2 separate regions of the Homo sapiens genome follow, and region 2 is linked to region 1. The links are chromatin loops, found by intact Hi-C in ENCODE. Cell type or tissue: PC-9. All regions are shown on one strand.

Region 1 (8,000 bases):
ACGGGGTCTTGCTATGTTGTCCAGGCTGGTCTCAAACTCCTAGACTCAAGCAATCTTCCTGCCTTGACCTCCCAAAGTGCTAGGATTACAGGCGTGAGCCATTGTGCCTATCCCTACAGCAGGTCTTAAGAGGACTATAGTCATTGGCAAATGGGTTGATTTCTTTGGGTATATCTGCCATAAAGTAGGCATGAAGTCACATTTTTCTAATACGACTTCTTTTTCCTTATTCCCCTTCAACCTTTCTAAGGCTTTCTAATAAAGATTGGCTCTGAAGGGCTCTTGCAGGCACCCTGATTCAGATTCATGAGGCGTGCTGACTCTTGGCCTGGGGATAAGAGCATCCAATCCTTTGAAAAAGTCTTCTCATTTCTCCAATGAATAGCACAGTGTCCTGTTTCTGCTGGGCCTCATTTATCATTCCTAAGAAAAATCTCTTGCAGCCAGACAGATTGTCTTTGAGGGACCATATCATATTCTCTGTTTTTCACAGGCTCTAATACTTAAGGTGCCTTCTAATTGCCTTTCTAGAAACTTTTAGAGGACTCAATAAATTCCTTAGAAGGCAGATTTCTAGATTTTAAGGACTTAGTGAGATGGGGGCAAATTCTTTTTAATCTGAGTGCCTGAAACACTGGTTGAGATTCTGAGCTTCACCTGAATTCCCTGGGAAAGGGAACTGTGGCTGAGTGCTGGTGTTTGACAGTAGCTTGGGAGAGGGTGGCAGCCCTGTGCCACGCATTTCCCTTCTCTGACTTATTGACCTCTTAATGCTGCTTCCAATCCTTTTTCGGACTCAGGATAGCGCAGAAATGATTCCACATAACCGCCACTAGTTTTTCATTTCTGTGTCTGATTCCTGTGTCACTCTGACTGCATCAGGGTAGTGCTGTGGTGTGTTCATTTCCCTGAAGAGCGCTGTCAATCACCCTCGGTCTTTAAAGTTCAATCCCAGTGAATCGCTAAGACTGTATCTGGTGTCTCTTTCCTGCACGTGGGCCTCATACAGTGGGGGCTGGGGCATGGGGAGAAGAGGATATCTACTTTCATATGATCTGCACAGGACATTAACAGAGGAAAAATGTCCCATCACTGTCAATGGAATGAATATTCTATCAAAATGGCTCTCTCATTCTCCAGTATTGAGATTAAGTTTACCTGCTGAACATGGTAAAATTTATTTCGGTGGCCTATGACCACCATTTATCAGCTCCCGACCCCTATCTATATAAAACAATAAGCATGATCTTAAGGCACTCTTAGGGGCTGTCTAAGAGATGTATATTTGCTGACATACAACCTGACTGAAGCCAAACACCATTACCCCTGTGACTGATTGGAGGGCGGCCTTAACTGAACAGTTTTATTTCCTTCCAGCAGCTGAGCTCCCTGACCATGCGAGCTGAGCTGACACGGCATTTCAAGTCCTGTTACCAGCTCAACGGTTCTCTTGTAAAAAAAAGCACCTCTTCATTTAGCCTCTCCATCTTGATCATTGCTGATGGGCTATCAATAATTTCAAGTTGGGTGAGCAGTTGGCTGAAGGTTAAATAAATTCTCTCGGCTGTTTGCATGATTATATCCAAGCGGAAGGATTCCAGTTTGAAGCGGGCTTCTTGCAAGTACTCCTTGGAAATGTTTCCAGAGTCAGAAAAGTTAAGAAATTCAGTTTTGGAGGCCCAAGTGCACTTGAAATGGAAATAAAGTCAGACATCGTAAGAACCTTGACATTTTAAAAAATGGGTTTTTCTGTATTTCAGATTTTCCTCAGAGTAATTTAGAACCCCAAAAGCCCACAGTATTAATTATTAGCAGGAGAAATTCTCAATACACTAAAGTGCTATTTTGGATATTGTTTTTTTTCTTTATTTGAGATGGAGTTTCACTCTTGTTGCCCAGGCTAGAGTGTATTGGCGCGATCTCGGCTCACTGCAACCTTCTCCTCCCAGGTTCAAGCAATTCTCTTGCCACCTCAGCCTCCAGAGTAGCTGAGATTACAGGCATGCGCCACCATGCCCAGCTAATTTTTTGTATTTTTAGTAGACAGGGTTTCACCATGTTGGTCAGGCTGTTTTCAAACTCCTGACCTCAGGTGATACACCTGCTTCGGCCTCCCAAAGTGCTGGGATTACAGGGGTATTTGTTTTTTAAAAATGAGCAAAATTATATTTTCAGGAATTTCAGCCAATAGCAATAAGGGTAGGAAGGTCTGTCATGAATTGCAGTCTTACCGAATATGGTTTTCAGTTGCTAAATAGTGAGCTTTTAAGTACTTTATTCACATTCAGGAGATAATTCTCTTTTTTTAGAATAAAATTTGTCTTTGGTTTTTCTCCCCCCATTCCAAAAGTGATATATATTGGTTACGGAATTTGGAGAAAATAGAGTTAAGCAAAAAGGAAATAAAAGTCATCCATGAGAGCTAACTGTTCCCAATGTGTTATAGTATACCTTCCTATTTTCTTCTATGCAAATGTACTTGTAATTTTTTCTCTAAGATGTGATTTAATTAATACAAAATGTTGTGGTTTCATATACACAGTGCCATAGTCTGAATGTGTCCCCTCAAATTCATGTGTTGGAAACTTAATCCCTGATGCAACAGTGTTGGGAGGTGCCTTCTGGGAGGTGCTGAGGTCATGAGGTTTCTGCCTTTGTGTTAGGCTGTTCTTGCATTGCTAAATGTCTGAGCCTAGCTAATTTATAAAGAGAAGAGGTTTAATTGACTCAAAGTTCTGCATGCTGTACAGAAAGCATGGCACCAGCGTCTGCTTAGCTTCTGGGGAGGCCTCAGGGAGATTTAACTCATGGCAGAAGGCAAAGCGGGAGAAGGCACTTCACATGGCCAGAGCAGAAGCAAGGGAGAGGGGAGGTGCCAGATACTTCTCTCTCTCTCTCTTTATTTATATTTTGAGACGGAGTTTCACTCTTGTCACCCAGGCTGGAGTGCAGTGGTGCCATCTCTGCTCACCGCAACCTCCACCTCCCGCGTTCAAGTGATTCTCCTGCCTCAGCCTCCGAAGTAGCTGGAATTACAGGTATCTGTTACCACACCCAGCTAATTTTTGTATTTTTAGTAGAGACAGGGTTTTGCCATGTTGGCCATGCTGGTCTCAAACTCCTGACCTCAGGTGATCCCCCCGCCTCGGATAAGAAAACTGAGACTTGGAAGGGTTGGGTACTTTGCTCAATATTATACACAGAGTATTTGCTCAATATTATACACAGAGTAAGTAGCAGAGCTGGAATTTGAATTTATGCTAACTGGCTCCAAAGTGCATTCTCTTAAGCACTATGTATACTGCTATACAAAAACACAACCCATTCATATTTTATGTGAACTTGAATATGGTAATTTGAAATCACATAATAAACATGTATAAATTGAATCACTCTTTTTTTGAGACAGAGTCTAGCTGTGTCACCCAGGCTGGAGTGCAGTGGCGCAATCTTGGCTCACTGCGACGTCCGCCTCCCGGGTTCAAGCAATTCTCCTGTTTCAGCCTCCCACGTAGCTGGGATTACAGGCACGTGGCACCATGCCCAGCTAAATATTATATTTTTAGTAGAGATGGGGTTTCACCATGTTCGCCAGGCTGGTCTCAAACTCCTGACCTCAGGTGATCCACTTGCTTCGGCTTCCCAAAGTGCTGGGATTACAGGCATGAGCCACCATGCCCAGCCTTGAATCACTCTTTATGCACAAAATTTAAAATGATACAAATGTTTCCAAATGAAAAAAAGTAAAAAATCTCCTAATTTTGAAGTCACCTGGTTGAGTGAATTGTAAACTGTGTGACGCTAATGCCACATGGTGGCGCCACTTCAACGAGGAAATAAATACCAACTACCCTTTATCAGCTCTATGGGAAAACCACAGTCTTTAACTACGCTTGAGAATAACCTTTAAATACAATGTAAGCCCTAAGAAGTTGGCTTCTTACTTACTGTAGCCTGGATCAGACTGTCTGGGTTCACTTCAGATGAAAGATGTTAGCTTCTTATGTTATCCTCACGGTGACTTTGAGTGACATATTAATTTCAAAGTTTACTTTCAAAAAGGCAAGGATTTGGGAGACAAAATGGCTAGGACATTTGGTAATTGAGCAGTAACTGAATACTTTTTACTTCTACCACCACATCTCAACCAGACCTTGCCTGTGAAATACACAGATAAAAATCGTACCACACCTGGTGCCCCCTTTTTGGGGAATGATGCAAATTGTTTCAAATTGGACAGTGGACTCTCCAGGTACTTTTTGTTGCTGTAAGACCCACATTGTTTATTTTATTAATATCTTATCTCAATGTAAATGTACTATATGCATTTTATTACCAGTTAAAGAAGATTGTAATCAATTTTCACGTGATGTATGTGTGTGTATACGTACATTTAATACATCCTTTAAAATATTAGGAATATTGTGGAATGTTATTAAACCAGGGTGGGATATTACTAAAAAAATAAAACTAGCAGACCCTTAGTGAATGTTTTTCCACTTGGAAAGTTTATGGCTATAAAGCTAAGAGTACTACTTGCTAGAGCATGAGAATAACTAAAAAGACTTACCCAAAGCATCGTTTCATCAAGAAATGAAATCTGGACAGTCTTTCTATTGCAAAGGGATCAAAACATATTGAAGTCATAATTTACTGAACTAATAATCATTTTACTATAAGTTCAAGGCAAAAGTGAATTCCTCATAAGAAAATAAGTTTATCTCATATCATTTAAGAACTGTCAGTTTATTCACAGGCCAGTGTTAATATACATGCCAATATACTAGAAATATACACCTAATAAAACTGGAGGTTACAGTAAGTCATTAATTAAGACTGGTGGCTTTGGCAAACCATCTGAATTAACTTTACAGACTCATATCAAAAGTGTTCTCTAATAGTTGGAGCTGAGGCTGGATTCCAGCTTCATCCCTCCTGGACCCCCTGAACTTTTTTTATTTGAAGAGGGCTATCTGCCTATTCCAGACTTTATTTCCCTGGAAACAAAAAAGAATATGCACAAATCACTGTATTTTGGATTTGAATATTATATTTAAAAAATGTATTTAAGGCCGGGCACGGTGGCTCATGCCTGTAATCCCAGCACTTTGGGAGGCCGAGGAGGGTGGATCACCTGAGGTCGGGAGTTCGAGAGCAGCCTGGCCAACATGGAGAAACCCTGTCTCTACTAAAAATGCAAAAATTAGCCAGGCGTGGCGGCTCATTCCTGTAATCCCAGCTACTTGGGTTTCTTTGAAAGGGTAGCTCACAGAATAAAGTAACATTCACTGACCAAAAACTATCTATAAATATCAAAGCATGTATATTAAAATGTCTTCCCTAAAGCCCTAGGCTCTGTTTTGTTGGCACCATTTCATGCACTGTAAATGGAAGGTGAATGCCCATTAAGGAGAATAAAGGAAAAGTGAGTGCTCCTTGTTCTCTTATTTGACCTCCAGCAGGTCAAGGAAGACAGATGATGGGATGGCGCTAAAAAGGCAGCCCCATTATTGAGAGATGAGAGAGCAGCAGCATTTACAGAGGAATTACCGTGAGCACATATGGGGACCAGTGCCCAGGAGAAGAAACTTGGCAGAATGATTCTGAACACAAACACTGAAGCCAAACTGCTTGGGGTTCTATCCTGCCCCTACCACTGTATGATCTCAGACACATTACTTAACCTCTCTGTGTCTCAGTTCCCTTGCCTGTAAAATGGGGAGAACCTACCTCAGAGGGCTGTTGTGAGGATTCAATGCATCAATGTGTGGAAAGCACTTAGAACAGTATTTGGCACAATTTACTCATTGAAAAAAAAATAGGTTTTACCATAGTGTTCTTCAGTTCCCTTAATGGCTACAGTGAAGTCTACATCCTGACTCTACATCTGTAAAGTTACCTTTGAAAACTGCAAGTGAATGCTTGTCAACCTCCTGCATGCAGGATCATGTTGAAACTCTTTGGCCAAGTACAGAGAACTTTTACAACTTCTTCCTTCTGCCTTCCCAGTTCTTGAACCCTAACTCCACAGCCCCCACATTCCAGACACACAAAACGATTTACTCTTCCCCAAATCCGGCAGGTTCCATGCCTCCAAACTTTGCTTATGCCGGTCCTTCTTCCTGAAATATCCTTTCCTCCTTGTCTAGCTAGTGAAACCCATCTAGGCCTAGTTCAAATGCTGCATCCTCTAAAAGGCCTCCTGAACCACTCCTCTGCCTGTCTGCCTGTCCCTCCTCCCATAGCATCACCCCATACTGAGGAATAAATCATTGTCACTTCTGTACTCTCATAGAAACTTAAATGTCATTATACTACATATAGCTCTAGATTACAAATGTCTAGAGGTCATCTGTTTCCCCAAACATCTGGTAAATAACTATTTGTGGCATGCAAGTTGTTTATAATGTTTTAGTACACAGGATCACTTTCAGTGCAGCCTCATCTTCTGCCTTTAACTATTCCCACCCCAGGTTCTGATCTCCTGAAGAGACCTAGGTTTTCTAATTAAGTCTTTATCTGGGATCACATTAATTTGCCCAGACACCATGGCCAGAGCAGCCCAAGCCACTCCTTCCTGATAATTAGGAGCGGGTGGTACTGGAGCTGAGACTGGATTCCAGCTTCAACCCTCCTGGACCCACTGGACTTTTTTTATTTGAAGAGGGCTATCTGCCTATTACAGACTTTATTTCCCTGGAAACAAAAAGGAGTGAGCAGAAATCACTGTATTTTGGATTTGAATATTATATTTAAGAAATGTATTTAAGGCCAGGCATGGTGGCTCACGCCTGTAATCCCAGCACTTTGGGAGGCCAAGGCGGGTGGATCACCTGAGGTCGGGAGTTCGAGAGCAGCCTGACCAACATGGAGAAACCCCGTCTCTGCTAAAAATACAAAAATTAGCCAGGCGTGGTGGCACATGCCTGTAATCCCAGCTACTTGGGAGGCTGAGGCAGGAGAATAGCTTGAACCTGGGAGGTGGAGGTTGTGATAAGCCAATATCATGCCATTGCACTCCAGCCTGGGCAGTAAGAGCAAAACTCCATCTCTGCAAAAAAAAGAAAAAATACAAAAAATAAAAAATAAAAAAGAAATGTTTAAATACAGAACATGAGAGCTGTGCCTGCCATCTCTATTATCACCGCCTATAATTCCTTCTCTTTGTCTTAGGGCAGGGGAAAGATCTTGGGCAAGTGCTGTAGAAGGTCTTTCTTCCCTGCAGCTCTCTGTTGAGGCTGACGATGAAGCAAGCACTGGAATTGCAGCCGTTGTTACACTGTATGGCGATATGTGTTTGGGTACCAACATCAACATTTTTTCATGCTTTAAAGGTTTTTCTAAAGGGAAATCGCCAGTCATGATGACCTCACTACGACTAGAATACAGGTTTTTAAGGGAAATTTTTAAATTCTGTATTTTTACTACTGTGGCTTTCAATAAACATGCTTCTGGCATAGGTGGCATCATGAAAATGTAAAGTGTCACTCAGGATGGGTAGTTTTGTTTTTTTCTTTTGAATCTCCGTAACATTTTGAATCTATAATACTTCAACATTTCCGATCAGCAGAGACCCTGAGTAGCAAAATAAAAAAAAATTATTAGAAGATGTGTTTGTTAGTCATGAATATGGAAACTAATGAAGTACCCTGGGCGGTCAATGTGTTCTGAACTCTTAAGTAAGAACTACTTTGGAGGGTGAACAAATGAGGGGCTGATATATCTCAGTTATTTGTAAAATGCCTCTCCTACTCCCTACTGTTAGGAATAGGGTGTGGGACATTATTATGGACAGAAGGACAGAAAAGAGCCATCTAAGGTGTGTAAGTGATAGCATGAAAACACAATGGTGCCTCTTACATAATTTTAGGAGGGAGGATGTGTGAATTGACCCTCGTGCCCACTTCCAGCAAATGGGCCAATGTGCTATCCTATGCAAAAGTGCTGGAAGCCAGTGTTTAAGACTTTAGTTCTGAATGACTTTTTGTCATTGGGTACAT
Region 2 (8,000 bases), 190 kb after region 1:
TATGTTGCAACTAAACTAAGGGAGAAATGAAACCACAGGTCTGCTGTCTCCTGGCACATATGTACATGCTTTGTTCCGAGTTATAAAATTGTGTGTATGAAGTTGGGAATTATCCGAACCCAGAAGTATCCTCATGTTCTTCTTATGTCACTAGTCTCCCGTACACTCCTCCCTGGACCCAAGGTGGCTTTATCTTTAATTACCATTCACCAAGTTTGCACGTGGTATTTCTCATTAGAAGGCGAGTACCTCTTTGTCCAAGCCACTGGGAGTGGGGAGCACTCAGTATGGCCTATCTTGAAGCTGTAACCCCACTCAGGTAGCCCCTACGCTGTTCTTAGCTTTCTCACTCCTGAGGTCAAAAGAATACAAACTATTCCAGCTCTGCACATGTCTCCTTAATGTGTCTGTCTCTTTATAAAGTCTTCTTGGAATTCACATCTTTTTATAATTTACTAATTTAATTCATTTTATATCTACAAATCTACTTTTCTTTCCCTTCTCGAGTACAATAGATTATGACTTGAAATCTTCTCTCCAATCAATACTGTGCCCCCAACACCGTCTTCCCTCCGTTTGTCACTAGAACAAAGCATTTGCTTATTGTATTTCACAATCGTGGTGACACCATCTGTACTGGTTGTATAATGTTTGGTAGGCTTTGTCATAATTTACTTAAACATCCTCTTGTTTACTGAACACTAGGGTTATTCTGATTCTTCACTGTTGGGAATGGTACTGTAATAAACATTTTGGAACATGAACCTTTTTTTTACCTTTTAATACTTTTTTCTCCTTAGAATAGAGTTCAAATAGTGGCCATTTCCATGTGATAGCCTCCATTAAAAAGCAAGCATTTCCCACACATATTTATGCATGTGTTAGATTCTTTGGTGGGGGTGGGTAATGGAAATGATTCCTTTTCAGTCAAAGAACTCTTTTTCTACATTTCCCTTCTTTTTCCTCCTTACCTTACTTTCTCCTCTGATCCTGCCTAGAAATCAAATCCAGGACACCAAAGCATGAGCCTTAGGAGAGCATTGCCAGGGCTGCTACGAGCAATAAAGTTATGGGTGAGCGACTTTACATCGTTACTGATCCTTCTTTTTCATTCAGTCTTCTCTGAGATCCCATCCAGTGCTAACGATCTTTGAGTCCTTAAACCAGTCTTTACTCAGCTCCTCCATCTTCAAGTACAGCCCTCTCTGCTTTTGTAATTAGCAACTAAGAATGTTCAATTTGTTATAAGTAATTAATTTAATTAATTAATAAAGTTACACTTAAGAAAGACTTTTGGGCCAATGCTTCATCACACCCAAGTTCCTTTTCTACTTCTTTTATCTGGAAAAGTAAATTTAGGCTCCAAAAAGTTTTCTGAAAAGCTAACAATGCCTGCTTTTTACAGAGGATGGTATTTTTTTTTAAATTTACTTCTATACCCTAAAAAGTACTTAGAAGTCTAAGATTAAATTCTCAGAATGGTCCTGTCTTTGGTAGTCCTAGTTTTCCAGGACCAAAGAAATCATGCTCCTTGTTAATTTTGCAAATCATGACAATACAGTAATAATAGTTCCTGATTGCCTAGTACTTTTACATATGTTATATAATTTATTCTTCTGTACAATTCTATAAACTGGGCAATGTAGATTTGCTTATCTTTATGGATGAGGAAACTGAGACTCCAGAGGTTACTTGCTTAAGACACAACAAGCCTCTTGGACTTGGATCCAATGGCTGATCTGGAGATTCCAGGGAATCTCTAGAGCAAGCCATTTTATACCGTTCTTGGCAAGCTCTGATAGCTCGCAATGCCTTCCTTATTTTGGGCTAAACCTCTCTCCTGAGTTGACTTCTACCCACTCACTTGTCCTGGTTTTAGCTTTCAGGCTCCATAGAAAAAGTCTAATATTTTGCTTCCATGTGACATGAAATTTGGGGACAAAAGACCAAAGTGTCCTTTGGGTCTGCTCTTCTTCAGAAGAAAGAAGTATGTTCCTTCAGCTATTTCTCCAATGGCATGATTTTAGCCTCATTACCTTGGTGAACATGTTTGTTTTAAACTGAACGTGATTCTCCGATGGGGTCAACATACAGAATAGCAGGATGATCTTCCCTCCTCTTCTAAAAGTTCTAGACCTGCCTAAACTACCCATTAGCTTTCTTGCCTGGACACCTTTAGGTTATATTCAGTTTACAATCTACAAAAGCCCTCTACCCATTTCCTCCTCCCCTCCCTCCCTCCCTTCTTCCTCCCTTCCCTTCTCTTCCATTCCCTATCCTTCCTTCTTTTTTTTTTTTGAGACAGATTCTCTCTCTATTGTTCATGCTGGAGTTCAGTGGTGCGACCTACTAGGCTCAATAGATTCTCCTGCCTCAGCCTCCCAAGTAGCTGAGATTACGGGTGCGTGCCACCACCCCAGACTAATTTTTGTGTTATTATCATTTTTTCTTTTTAGTGGAGACGGGGTTTCGCCATGTTGGCCAGGCTGGTCTTGAATTCCTGGCCTCAAGCGACCTGCCTGCCTCAGCCTCCCAAAGTGCTAGGATTACAGGAATGAGCTACCACGCCCTTACCCATTTCATACAAGGTACTATTGAGTTATGTCTTCCCGGTATTGAGCTCGTGCCAATGTCTTTTTGGATCAACTACAAACACACGTTTTTACTTTTCCCTATGTTACTTCACCTTTTATTAAAGTAGATTTGGTTCCCAAATTCTAAGCTGTTAAGATTTGAAGACAGTTTAATTCAGATTATTGTAGAGAAATCTAATTCATTCTTTGTAATAGGCATATAATGACTCCTACAATCAATGAGTCTCAATTTATACAAGTATCCTCTTATTGATATATATGGGCATTGTCTTGATTTGAATTTGTTTTGCCAACTGTAAGCAATGCTACAAGAAACGTACTTCCATATATATACTGGTGTTTTATTTAAAAAAAAAATAGTCTTAAAAGCTGGGTCAGAGGATGTCTGCATTTGTAATCCTAACGGCTATGAATAGATTATTTTACCAAAGGTAACAACAGTACAGAGTAATGCTGGCAGCATGTGAGGTAGCAAGAAGAGTTAGAAATAGATTTAAAAACAAAAGCATAAAAGAGTAAAATAAAGCTAGGAGTAAAGTAAGTCTCTGAATTTTTTCTATACCATACGTGTATTCCTTTGATAAAAAGCTAGCGAAAAATTCTCTCCTAAAGCTTTTTGTTATTAAGCCTGTGGAAATAATGGTCTTTTTCTCTGCACTGCTGAAGTATTTACTATTTGCAAAACTCACTATTTGTTCCATTCCTGAGGCAATTAATCACAGAGGATCCCTGACCATCAAGCGTTCTATTGTTATAATGAGCTGTCATTCAGAGCTTTCATTGTCATCCACATCTTTATGACTTAAGAGGTCAACCTTGGAGTCAAACGCACCAGGGTTCAAATTCCAGCCATTTACCCACTTACCAAGTGTGTGGTTTTGAGGCATTACTTAGAAGCCTTAAGTTTCAGCTTCATCTGTAAAATGGGTATAATACTTCTTTACTTTCAAGTATTCAGAATTAATAATGTAATGTATACAAAGCCCCCTGGAAAAGTGCCTGGTACACACTACTACTGGATGATTAATATTTACACATACTACCACTATTGTATGGTTAGGTGCCAGGCTTTGCAAAGCACTTTACATACACTTTCCTAAAACCAGAACTATGGCTGGGCACAGTGGCTCGCGCCTGTAATCCCAACACCTTGGGAGGCTGAGATGGGTGGATCACTTGAGTCAGGAGTTCGAGATCAGCCTGACCAACATGACAAAACCCCATCTCTACTAAAAATACAAAATTAGCTGGGCATGGTAGCGCTTGCCTGTAGTCCCAGCTACTTGGAAGGCTGAGGCATGAGAATCCCTTGAATCCAGGAGGGAGAGTTTGCGGTGAGCTGAGATCATGCCACTGCACTCCAGCCTGGGTGACAGAGTGAGACTCCATCTCAAAAAAACAAAACAAGCAAACAAATTAAAATAGAACTATAATTCACACATGTAGCCACTCAACTAATGATTTCAGAATAAAGTAAGTACTATTACGACTCCATTTTGTAGATGAGAAAATGAGGATCACAGAGGTAAAAGTAACTTGTCTAAGGTCAAACAGCTAAAATAAAACCTTCATTCAATGAATGTTAATTATACTAATTACTACTAATCTTGAGATTGCCTCAATATATGCAGCTTGGAACATGAGACTGATGAAACTTTAGGGTAGCTACTGGGATAATGAGTGACTGAAGGAGCTAACCCTACTTTAGGCTGCAACCAGCACCTACGTCCCAAAGGGCTAGAGTGGCGTGGGCAGGCATTCTATCTCTCTGCAGAGTGTAGCCATAAAGTGGAGAGGGTGGGGCCAGAGCCGGCTGAGAGTGAACGTATCAGAAATGCCAGAAGGTGGCAGTGTGGGGTGGTACCTGGAGAGGTATGCCTGGGGTCAGTGAGATGGCTGGGCCTCACAGGGACGGGTTTGGCAAGGATTAAGCTGCATTCATGATGGGACTTCAGTCTTTCTGGGATTAGGGTTCAAATCAGAAACAGGATAAAGTTCAGTAGTGACAACACAGTCACAGCATGGGGTCAGAGGGGATTATAGCTCTCAGGGTCATGGAGGGCCCTGGGGACTCACCCCACAGGCTCATGGCCTGAGGACCCCCAATATCTGACCAACGGACTAGGGGTTGGTAAGCCAACAGCTCCCGGGCCTCTGTGTCTGCTGTCAAGGGAAAGCGCACGGGGAGGGAACCTGCATTCATTGGGCAGATTCAAAGCCTATGTTAGCCATGTTTAGGCCCCAAGAATACACGGACATTTCAAACTCAGGGTTCCTTCCCCTGTGTTCTGTGTTCTAGCACAACCGTTCTGCTTTTTAAAACCTTCCTGTAGCTCTCTTGATTCAAATGAATACATCACTTAGAAGTTAAAACCAAAGGACATAGCGTATATCCCAGATGAACAGCAAGGATGGGTCTTTGAGGTTTGCTTTTTCAACAGCAGTTTTGCCTCTGGTCTCTGCACCAAAATCGGGTCCCTTCCTCATCTCATACATTCTCTCTTTGCTTTTACAGTTCAGAAAACTGCAGCATGTGACCCTCAGTGTGTGTCCCTCTGTAAAGCATCCACTTACATAACTTTTCCTGCTATTATCTAAAAATATATCAGTGCACTTGGCTTGAGAATGTTTTTGAGACTTAAATTTACACTCAGCACTTCAAAAGCATCACAGTAAGCCTGTTGAAACTTCCAGTGTGAAAGCTCAGAAATTCTAATAAGCACTAGACTACACTCACAAATAAAAAACATTCTTTCCAATCCTCTCCTGTAGGACTCAGGGAGAATAATTAGAACAATAGAGATAATACTCTCTGAAATTAAGCCAATTTCAGCTCTCTCCAAAGGTTTTCATTAAATGCAGGGGAAAGCCAGAGATATGAGCTGGAATCTTTTCCTAGCCACTTGCTGGCTGTGTAATGTGGGATCATTTGGCTGATCTTCCCAAATCTCTGTTTCCTTATTTGTAAAATGGGAGTATTTGAAAACTCCAGGAGTCATTGGGAAGATCAAATTCTATTATGCACCTGCAAGCTACAAAGCTGTTGTACACCTCATAACTGAGCGCCTTCTTTTCCTTTTCCTTCTTTTTTTGTAATTTATGTATTTATTTTAATTTTTTTAAAGTAGAAATGGGGTCTTACTACATTACCCAGACTGGTTTTGAAATCCTGGGCTCAAGCGATCCTCCCGCCTCAGCCTCCCAAAGTGTTGGGATTACAGGCGTGAGCCACAGCACCCAGCTTTCTTTTTCCTTTTATCTTAATTGTGCTTTGGTTAGTTTTTGAGACTGAGACATTTGACAGGACTTTGAGATGGGCCGCATGGCAGAGGAAGACCAGGAACTGAGACTCTAGCGTGGCTCCACCTCTCACTGCATTGTCTCGGGAAAGCAACCTTCATTTCTGCATCTCAGTTTCCTTTTATCTGAGAGATGTGGATCTTGACCAAATAATCATCAATGTCTCCTCTCAATCTATGATTTAGGGTTTAACCTTTAAATTCGGCAGCACCCTTTCATGAATGGTCTGAGCCAATGACGAGACAGCAGCATTTCTCTTTTGGTATTGCCAGATTAGAGGTCTCGCTGGTGGCTTTTGACTCATACCTGTTTTCTTTCCTGCTTTGCTCTATGCTTTCCACAGCGGTGATCTCATTCAATTCTCACAAGAACCTCATGAGTCAGAAAAGGCAGATATGACTGTCTGCATTTTACAGATGATGAAAATGAAGCCTTGGGAGGGTGATAAATCTGCCCAGATCACCCAAGTAGTTGGAAAAGTCAGTTCTCCAGAGGTTGAAAGGGCCTCGACTCTCCAGGGACTGGGGAAACCCACAGAGAGAAACCCACTCCCCTGCATCCAGCCTTGTCTGAGCTCCCATCCTCTCTTGTAACAGCCTCATAACCAGTCTTCCTCCTCATGCCCTTCCCCTACCACACAGTTGCTTCTCAACACAGCAGCCAGAGTGGAGTTTTAAAAATGTAAGTCAGGGCTGGGCACAGTGGCTCATGCCTATAATCCCAGCACTCTGGGAGGCTGAGGTGGGTGAATCACCTGAGGTGTAGAAAGAGAGAGAAAGAAGAGAGAGAGAGAGAAGGAGGAGGTGTCACACACTTTTAAACAGCCAGATCTCATGACAGATCACTCATTATCTCGAGGACAGCACAAAGACATTTGTGGGGGGCTGCCTCCCCATGACCCAAACACTTCCCACTAAGCCCCACCTCCAACACTGGGGATTACATTTCAACATGAGATTTGGAGGGGACAAATATCCAAGCCATATCACTCCTCCTCTGCCCTCACTAATTGTATATAGTTAATTGGCCTACATGTCTTTCTTCCCTGATAAAGTGTGACTGCTAAAGTCACACTTGCAGTTCTGAGCGAACCAGGATGATGGTTCACCCCCACTGTGAGCTCCATAAGAGATCCTGTCTCACTTTTCTTTGTCTTTCCAGAGTCTAGGTGAGACCTGGAGCACCAAAGTGTTAGTTAAATAAAAAATGTACACATGCGTACTCCAGCTTTTAGAGGCTGGACTGTGTTCACTTTGAACTACTTTAAAATGAGCTCTAGGCTGGGTGCAGTGGCTCATGCCAGTAATCCCAGCATTTTGAGAGGCCGAGGCAGGCGGATCACTTGAGGTCATGAGTTGGAGACCAGCCTGGCCAACATGGAAAAACCCTGTTTCTAGGAAAAATAAAAATAAAATAAAGTAAAATAAGCTCTACACATCTTGGAAGAAAGTGAGAAATATCACTATGAATAAATCCTATTAGAAACAGGTCTTTTTATGCACCCTGGCAGGCTGGTTGGCCCGTTCAGACACACCTTGAAATGTGCAAATCGAATACACAGGGTGGCCCTCAGCCTGTAGTATCTTGCTGCTCAAAGCATGGTCCATGCACTAGCACCAGTGGTATTGCCTCAGAGCTTGCTAGAAATGCAGAATCTCAGGCCTTACCATAAAACTGCTGAATCGGAATCTACATTTTAAGAAGATCCCAGCTCATTCATATACATAGTAAATGTCAAGAATCGCTGCTTTAGGGCCCGTTAGAAATACCTGTGGATCCACATCTACTTTGCCAGCCTTACCCTTGCAAATGTTGCTTTGAAAGATTGCCAGGTAGTGCTCAGGCATCTGATTTGGAAAAAAAAAAAAAATGTTTATTCGCCAGGCGCGGTGGCTCACGCCTGTAATCCCAGCACTTTGGGAGGCCGAGGCAGGCGGATCACGAGGTCAGGAGATTGAGACCATCCTGGCTAACAGGGTGAAACCCCGTCTCTACTAAAAATACAAAAAATTAGCTGGGCGAGGTGGCGGGCGCCTGTAGTCCCAGCTACTTGGGAGGCTGAGGCAGGAGAATGGCGTGAACCCAGGGGGCGAAGCCTGCAGTGAG

What was found. Hi-C counts contacts between places; a loop is a spot of excess contacts. Peaks named below come from ENCODE experiments on the same cell type or tissue, not always from the same donor. Only the 100,000 strongest peaks of a DNase experiment are listed, where the experiment ranks them.
Region 2: a loop joins it to region 1, with 3 times the contacts of the local background. A loop is called at or near these places in 5 of 110 quality-filtered maps.

Annotation. Positions count from the first base shown.
Region 1 is chr15:59,721,278-59,729,277 of GRCh38, forward strand. No RefSeq gene overlaps it. Among named protein-coding and RNA genes, the nearest start is that of BNIP2, 36 kb to the left of the region's middle. In PC-9, a CTCF peak has its summit at 3,780 (motif pointing right); a DNase peak (open chromatin) is centred at 3,854.
Region 2 is chr15:59,913,274-59,921,273 of GRCh38, forward strand. No RefSeq gene overlaps it. Among named protein-coding and RNA genes, the nearest start is that of FOXB1, 87 kb to the right of the region's middle. RefSeq lists enhancers at 6,353-6,402, 6,463-6,572. In PC-9, a CTCF peak has its summit at 4,452 (motif pointing right); DNase peaks (open chromatin) are centred at 4,438 and 6,258; H3K27ac peaks cover 2,302 bases.